3 separate regions of the Mus musculus genome follow, and regions 1 and 3 are each linked to region 2. A link is a loop called in an ENCODE intact Hi-C map of the cell type or tissue named here. Cell type or tissue: left cerebral cortex. All regions are shown on one strand.

Evidence for each region. Peaks named below come from ENCODE experiments on the same cell type or tissue, not always from the same donor. Only the 100,000 strongest peaks of a DNase experiment are listed, where the experiment ranks them.
Region 1: a loop joins it to region 2, with 4 times the contacts of the local background. A loop is called at or near these places in 6 of 42 quality-filtered maps.
Region 3: a loop joins it to region 2, with 2.5 times the contacts of the local background. A loop is called at or near these places in 16 of 42 quality-filtered maps.

What each region holds. Positions count from the first base shown.
Region 1 is chr13:119,754,969-119,757,468 of GRCm38, reverse strand. It overlaps Nim1k (NIM1 serine/threonine protein kinase), which reads left to right and starts at 1,587. Exons shown (of 4, transcript NM_175538.3): 1 at 1,587-1,774. Gm41077 (predicted gene, 41077) reads right to left here and starts at 2,076. Exons shown (of 2, transcript NR_168716.1): 1 at 1,209-2,076. In left cerebral cortex, a CTCF peak has its summit at 1,125; DNase peaks (open chromatin) are centred at 1,454 and 2,183; H3K4me3 peaks cover 2,062 bases; H3K27ac peaks cover 2,125 bases.
Region 2 is chr13:119,690,446-119,692,945 of GRCm38, reverse strand. Hmgcs1 (3-hydroxy-3-methylglutaryl-Coenzyme A synthase 1) reads right to left here. Exons shown (of 10, transcript NM_001291439.1): 1 at 2,433-2,500. Among named protein-coding and RNA genes, the nearest start is that of Hmgcs1, 1.3 kb to the right of the region's middle. In left cerebral cortex, a CTCF peak has its summit at 1,490; DNase peaks (open chromatin) are centred at 1,263 and 1,504; H3K4me3 peaks cover 2,500 bases; H3K27ac peaks cover 1,420 bases.
Region 3 is chr13:119,786,445-119,788,944 of GRCm38, reverse strand. It overlaps Zfp131 (zinc finger protein 131), which reads left to right. Exons shown (of 8, transcript NM_001302548.1): 3 at 1-85. Among named protein-coding and RNA genes, the nearest start is that of Gm46390, 2.6 kb to the left of the region's middle. In left cerebral cortex, a CTCF peak has its summit at 990; no DNase peak of the experiment used is centred here.

The DNA of each region.
Region 1 (2,500 bases), 65 kb before region 2:
TTTCATTTTATTGTTATAGAAAGAAAATAGACTGGTGGTATGCACTACTTCAAGATTGTTTGTTTGTTTATGTATTTTAAGATGGAGAATCCTGGGGCTGGTGAGATGGCTCAGTGGGTAAGAGCACCCGACTGCTCTTCCGAAGGTCCAGAGTTCAAATCCCAGCAACCACATGGTGGCTCACAACCATCTGTAATGAGATCTGATGCCCTCTTCTGGTGTGTCTGAAGATAGCTACAGTGTACTAACATGTAATAAATAAATTAAAAAAAAAAATTAAAAAAAAAAAAGAAAGCTACAGTATAAAAAAAAAAAAAAAAAAAAAAAGATGGAGAATCCTTCCTTATCAACTGACTGGGTTGGGGAAGCAGTCCTTTCCGTCCCTGGGCTTCCCTTGCACGTGATTCTGTGCATGGAGCTGTCCAAGGTTTTTGGTCTTGCTCTTTACTGTTCCTGACCCCTTTAAGGAACACGCAGGAGGCAGCAGCAAAGAAAGGTCTGAGTATGTCTGGAGTCCCAGTGCTTGGGTTCCAGTCCCAGCCCCAGCGTTCCACAGGTTGGGGACCTTAACTGAAGCCTATGTCTGTCTTTGCTTCAGTTTATTTATCTGCTAAAGCAAGGGACGGTAATATCAGAACTTCTCACATTGCTGTGAAGAGTCTTTGTAAAATTATTTAATACACTGTCTGGCAAATAGAGAAAAATAAATAAAACAGACTCTTCTAGACCCACAACTTCTGCCTCATAAAAATTTTAGATGTCGATTATCTTGATTCTTGTAGTTTTGCCCTGGCATCCAGGGATACACGCGGTGGGCGGTAAGAGAAAGTGGGCAGACTGCTCACAGAGCTGAACTTAGACTCTTAGGTCTGGCTCAGCCATTAAGCCCTCTGTGACAGGAACTGGCTTTCCCCCTCTATTAAATAAAGCATGTTAACTCCAGGAATTATCTTCTATGTTCTGTGGCATCTGTATCAAATTCCCTGCTCTACATTCAATTCAACGGCCTAGCTTCCTAGATCGTAAACTAGAAAAACATCATTTGGCACCCACCACCAGCCAGGATATCACAGCAGGGAGTAGACAAGCAATAAGAGGGCCGCGACTAGGTGGCACCCTGAGAACTAGGCCTGATGTGTATACAAGGGATGGGGCAGAGGGCGACAGAAGCACTTCTTTCTGCAGAGCTTAAAAGCCCTGCTACTCACCCGGAGGAGCTGTCGCGGTGCTTTGCTGGAAGTCTCTGCTCTGTTGGAAGGATTACAGGATAGTGTCGCGGAAGGAAGGAATGAGAGCGCGCAGGGGCTGTTCCGGCAAGGTGTTAAGTTGAGTCGCTTTCTGCTGTGTCTCTGCTTCCCATCGTCACTCTAGGCCCAAACCCCCTCCCGGAAAGTCTGCAGTGGGTGTCCCCTTGCCACACAACTACACACTCCCCTCTCTTCCGCTCCTCCCTCCTGGCTGCCATAGAAACCAGCCTGCCAGGTCCAGGCCGGCTTCCCGTCGCAGTGACCATCCAGTCTCCTTTCCCTGCTCCCCAGAGCCAACCCCCCGCTCAGGATTGGTCCTGTTCAGGACGCTGCGAAGCCCTCGGCTCTGGTGGCGGAGCCAGGCGCAGACAGGCAACGGGGTTTGCCACGGCCCTGTGGGTCAGATCTGCTGCCGTAGGAGCGACCCAGACGTCTGCGCCCCGGGACACAGGAGCTTGTGCCAGCGTCTGCCACTCTGCTCCTCGCCTGGCCGCGCATCGAGCTCCCCAGGCGGCCTCCGGACCGAGGTAAGCGGGGCTCGTCGCCAGCGCCTGGGTCACGCTAGCCTCGCCACCTCTGAGCTAGAAAGAAGCAGATCCGGGATCTCAAGGGAGAAAGGGAGACACGAATTCTGGCCCCGGTGGCGGTTGAAGTGGGGTTAGGAGAAGGTTAAGTGCTCCTGGGGACGTCCACCGAGTCCATCAGCACTCTGCAGAAGGGGACATTGACACCAAGGCGCAGGCTCCCGCCCCTGTATGAGATGCCCTGGTCTGGGCGCGTGTGTGCACCCCTCTGTGTGCACCGGGCAGTGTCACCCGTGCCTATCTGTGTCACACGTGAGCCAGAGGGCAGCCTAGCGTCTCGCATGCCCACACCGGTTCTCTGAACCACAAGAGCCAGGCGCCAGCCCAAATCCGTTAGTTTGTAACTAGGGCTGAGCACCTGTGTGACCTGGATTAGGAGCGGACTTAACTTCTCACAGCTGTGGCCCGGGGGAGGGGTGGTGGTGGCATGAACCCTCAAGGACACCATACACCAGAATCCTCCCCTAGAGAAAGGTGCTTCTTTGGGAAGATCCAACAAAGTAAGGAGGAGCCTCATTTCTCTTCCCAGGCACCTCTCTAGGATTATTATAATGGAAATAGAGGACCTGGAGATACAACCAGGAAGAGACTTCCACAGGGTCTTTAAAACTCTGCAAGCAGAACCCATGGATTCCGAAGGAGAGGCCAAGAGATTGACTGTCCCCTTTC
Region 2 (2,500 bases):
AAGGTTGGGTGAATTTGGAATTAGAATAATCCAAGGACTTCTTTTTAGATTCAAATGCCTATTTATTAGTAAGTTTTGCTATCACTTTTGAGATAAGAGAAAGTATAAGGCCAAACAGTGCCTAGGAGTTTAAAGAAATTGGCTTCCTACCACTATGGTTCAAAGCAAAGGGTAGGTCTGAATCATGCTCAGATCCTAATCTGAACATTGTTAGGAGCCCAAATGGAATCAGAGCATCTGCCAGTCTTCCACTAATTCTCACAGGAACCCACAAGTAACCATAAACCCAACAAGGGGTGAACTTTAAAAGGTTGGTTTCTCTTTATTGCTCCGTTGACAGACATTAAGCAAACATCAACAAGTGCCAAGCATTAGGATGAGCAGATTAAGACTCCCGAGCTATTATGTAGCCATTCATTTGGTAACACGTTTCTCAACCTTTTTAATCTAAAAGTGACACAGCTGTCTGCTATATGGCTCTGTCAGACCAGCCATCAAGTACCAAGGCTAGGCTTTATTCTAAATGAAGCAATTGTCACTTTCGACTTCTTTGCTTACATAAATACAAAAATGTATAAACAGATGGGCAGTGGTGGTGCACACATTTAATCCCAGCACTTGGGAGGCAGAGGCAGGAGGATTTCTGAGTTCGAGGCCAGCCTGGTCTACAGAGTGAGTTCCAGGACAGCCAGGGCTATACAGAGAAACCCTGTCTCGATAAACCAAAAAAAAAAAAAAAAAAAAAATTGTATAAAGAGATTCTTAAACACAGTTCATTATCTCCTTCAACCACAAATTCAGTTCTCCTAGATAATTAGAAGTCCAGCCAGGCATTAAATCATTCCAGACACCTATGTTCCATCCGTGTCTTGGGATTTTCTATTTCTTCTAAAAACAATGTCTCTAAAATCTCAGTTAAAAACAAAACAAAACTCAGAAATAAGTCCATCTGTTAATGATATGAATAAGCAATCAGGAGGGATATTTGTGAAAAACAAAAAACAAACATTAAAAGCAAGGCCCAGATGACTTCAAACATCATCTTTATACTCCCTCTTCCCCAGTGTCAGAGAAACCCGAGAGAACATTACACTAAAGGGAAACTTTGCTAATTTAGGAGAGCTACATCCACAAAAAGACAGCCTCTCTTTCTTTTCACGAGACAGGCTATGCTTACTCTCCATCTCCATGCAAAACTAACTGAAACTTTAAAAGTCTGACCAAAGAACATGCACTGTTGAGAAGGCTCAACCTGCAGAGAGTCACTTGCAGATATCTGTGGAGGACTTTCAGCCTTGTCTCCAGTCTGATGGAATCTGCACAATAAAAATTTAAACCACAGCATGGAAGGAAAAAAAAAAATCTGTAACTATGAGTAGTCTGGTTTGTTAATGTTTGGCATGCCCTTGCTTCTCAAGATTCAACCCTAAAATACAGCAAAGGTTAGCAGCCATCGCACCAGCAGGAGGGAGGTTGCAGTAGAGGTGGGTAGAGAAAACAGGCAGAGATGGCCTGAGGCCAAGGCCACAGGGGCAAGCTTGGCAAGAAGGACAACCTCCTGCCACCTACTCCCCAATTCCCTCCTCCAGAATGTTGCCAAGCAATTCTTTCCCTACCACTGGTCAAAGAAGGTCATGTTTCCAAAGACTTCCATACACCTTGCTTTGAAACTTCCATGACTTAAACCAAAGTCTGTGTGCCGGTTGGGCCATCACATCTTTATAACACTTAAGGCTGGCTGTTATTAACAGTAGTAGACGAGAACATCTTAGCAGAAAGGGAGGGGGAGGGGAAAAGTGAGAGGGAGGGGAGAGAAAGGGGGGAGGTGCCGAGCTCACTAATCTTTGCTTTTCAGCAAGCCACGTACCAAAGGGGTCCAGGCCATCAATCCTTGGCTAGGTCTAAATCACAATTGTGATTTCTTGCACCCGAATTGGGGAGAAGTAACACTGCCCACTTTCCCTCATCAATGCTGTAAGTGGAGGCAGGACACACCCCCTGCCAACCTACAACCCTCCCTCTGAGCCTGAGCTTCCCCATCCCTTTGGGGTCCACCATTAACCCGAGGGTCGCTCTGACACCCCAGCTCCCTTCTGATCCCCTGCCGACGCCTCCACTTCGGTGGTCACAGGCACCTCTAAGGCGACTCCGGCTTCTGACTATGTCATCAGAACACGGAGCCCTCAACGCCCTCTGCCTTCTCTGCGCGTCCCGCCGGCGCACAGTGGAGTCCGGGTCCCCTCCGGAGTCCCCAAGCCCTCAAGCTCCCACACAAGCTCGCTCCCAGCGCCCCATCCTCCGGGACCCGGCTCACGCCTTAGCCCAGACCAGAGCGCAGAGCCTTCCGGCCTGGTCAAGGACACCGCCTCCTCCCCGCACACGCCGCCCGCGGCCTCGGCCTTTGGCTGGCCGGCCCCGCGCGGGACACTCACCCAAAGGGGATCAGACCCTGGAAGAAGAACGAGCAAAGCAAGGAGACCGCAGACTGTGCCTCCCGCCC
Region 3 (2,500 bases), 96 kb before region 2:
CACAAGGCTGTTTTGGCTGCCTGCAGTAAGTTCTTCTACAAATTCTTCCAGGAGTTTACTCAAGAGCCTTTGGTTGAAATTGAAGGTGAGTAGTATTTTCCACAGTACTTAGCAAAATAACTGGCTGGTTTAGCAGGGCTTCCCGGGAAATAAACACCAATAGTCACTGGTAGACAACTAGACACGTTGCTTTTTATTACTTGAGAATTCTTCCAGGAGTAAGTAATAGATGCTGGTTTCTAACAAGTCTGGCCCATTGCTAAAACCAGGGTTCACTGTCATTTTCAAATCATGCATAAATGGAAACTACCATCTTTTTTTAGTGACCTTAGACTTTAAGGATGTTAGAGATGGTAGAGATATTTTAAGTTACAGGAGAGACCTCCGTACTATCAGAAGTAGTGATATACAAATGAAATGAAATGGGCTGCTATAATTGGGGAGGACTGGGGAAGATGAATTTATAAAAAAAATTAGTAGAGAAGGGGCCATCAGTTTTTAGGTATTACTTTGAAAGCAAATGATTTTTTTTTTTTAATCCCAAATGGCAGGCCAAGTGCCGGGCATTGTGCTGTGTAGTTTGTGTCTTATCTGGGGCTCATGCTAATCTTTTGAAAAGTGGAGGTACTTTGCATATGGGGATCAGGCTCCTACAGTTTATGAAACTAAGGTTTCCTAGCTAGTCAGACATTTAGTTTGTACTATTATGCTTTTATCTTTTACTACTACAGTACTAACCCCCATGTCCCATCAAATTCTTTTTTTTTTTTTTTTTTAAAGATTTATTTATTATTATATGTAAGTACACTGTAGCTGTCTTCAGACACTCCAGAAGAGGGCGCCAGATCTTGTTACGGATGGTTATGAGCCACCATGTGGTTGCTGGGATTTGAACTCTGGACCTTCGGAAGAGCAGTCGGGTGCTCTTACCCACTGAGCCATCTCACCAGCCCCCCCATCAAATTCTAAAATCAGTTAGAAGTAAAACAGAATCTTCTTTCAGGGTTTCTATGTTTTGTGTCTTTTTAAAATAGTTTTTTTTTTTTTTAAGATTTATTTATTTATTATATGTAAATACACTGTGGCTGTCTTCAGACACTCCAGAAGAGGGCGTCAGATCTTGTTACGGGTGGTTGTGAGCCACCATATGGTTGCTGGGATTTGAACTCATGACCTTCAGAAGAGCAGTGGGTGCTTTTACCCATTGAGCATTCTCACCAGCCCCTTTTGTGTCTTTTTTACTGAGTATATATTCTTTATTCTGGGTGGGTTGCTTAGAAACTTCTCTTGGAGAAAAAAATGATAACCTAGGGGAGTGAAGACGCGAGTTACAACTCTTTCATTTTGATATATTTCAGTTAGTGTATCAGCAGGTAAATTACTTTTTGATTATAGACAGCACAGGCTTCCTGGACATACAGAGGGATTGCTAGTGAGACTCTAGCTGCCTAGATAGTACTGTTTTTGCTACCAAATAAGTCAATCAGCTTAAGGCTTGTTAAGTAGCTAAAAAGTTACTTCATCTCAGTCGTGTATTTGTCTTTTCATCTAAAAGCAGGTTAATTGGCTTATAGTGATTAGTTGAAATAATGTGCATAGAAAACCTGTCACCTGGCATATTTGGTGTATTGCCAAAGTTTAATAGGTGAGAGCTATTCATCATATTGATTAGCTGTTGTGTTATGTAGTGTGCTAGATCCAAGAGCTGAAGAATTTTATGAACACAGCATTCCTTGAAGTGCTTGAAAATGTAGCAACAGTCTAAAAGAAGAATCAAAAAGATATTAGAGCCCATTAGTGTGGGTGGTGTATTGTGATGAGGACAATAAGGTTTGTGCATTTCGGGAAGGAGTTCACTATACTAGGTGAAGGTTATCAAGAAAGGGAGGGGGAGGGGGGCTATGGTGGGTACTCCTGAGCCTGTGCACAGTCCAGGCCAAAGGCCAACATCATTGTCTTCGTTGATGGCTGTCCACCTTATTCCTTTAGGCAGGGTCTCACAGTTGCTCCCAGTACTGGCTAGTTGAGCTAGCCCTGCCACTATCTTCCCAGTGCTCTAACTCCAGGCAGGTTGCTTCATCTACCCAGCGTTTGCATAGGATCTGGGGGTCTGAACTCCAGTCCGCACACCAGGACCGCGGGGAACACTGCGCTGCCTCCCCACACCTGGCATTCGGAACCAGGGCCCAGGCTAGAGTTCTTGTTGCTAATTGAGAAAGCAGCAGAAAGCAGCACTGGAGAAAGGATTTTTTTTCTTTTGTCTCTCAGCACCTCTGACATACATCCATTATAGAGAGTGGTACACATATACTAAATATCTAAATTGCAAAATAAAATGGAAAATACTTTTTCTTGTTATTTGGTGGGGTTCAGGTATAAAAAAAGTTATCAATTATCATTTAGCCTTTAATTCTGAAATTGCTGTTTTATCCCAAGGTAAAAGTAAAGTTCTGGGCATGTATTAGAACACTTGATTTTGGGTCTTAGTTTTACTGTTTAG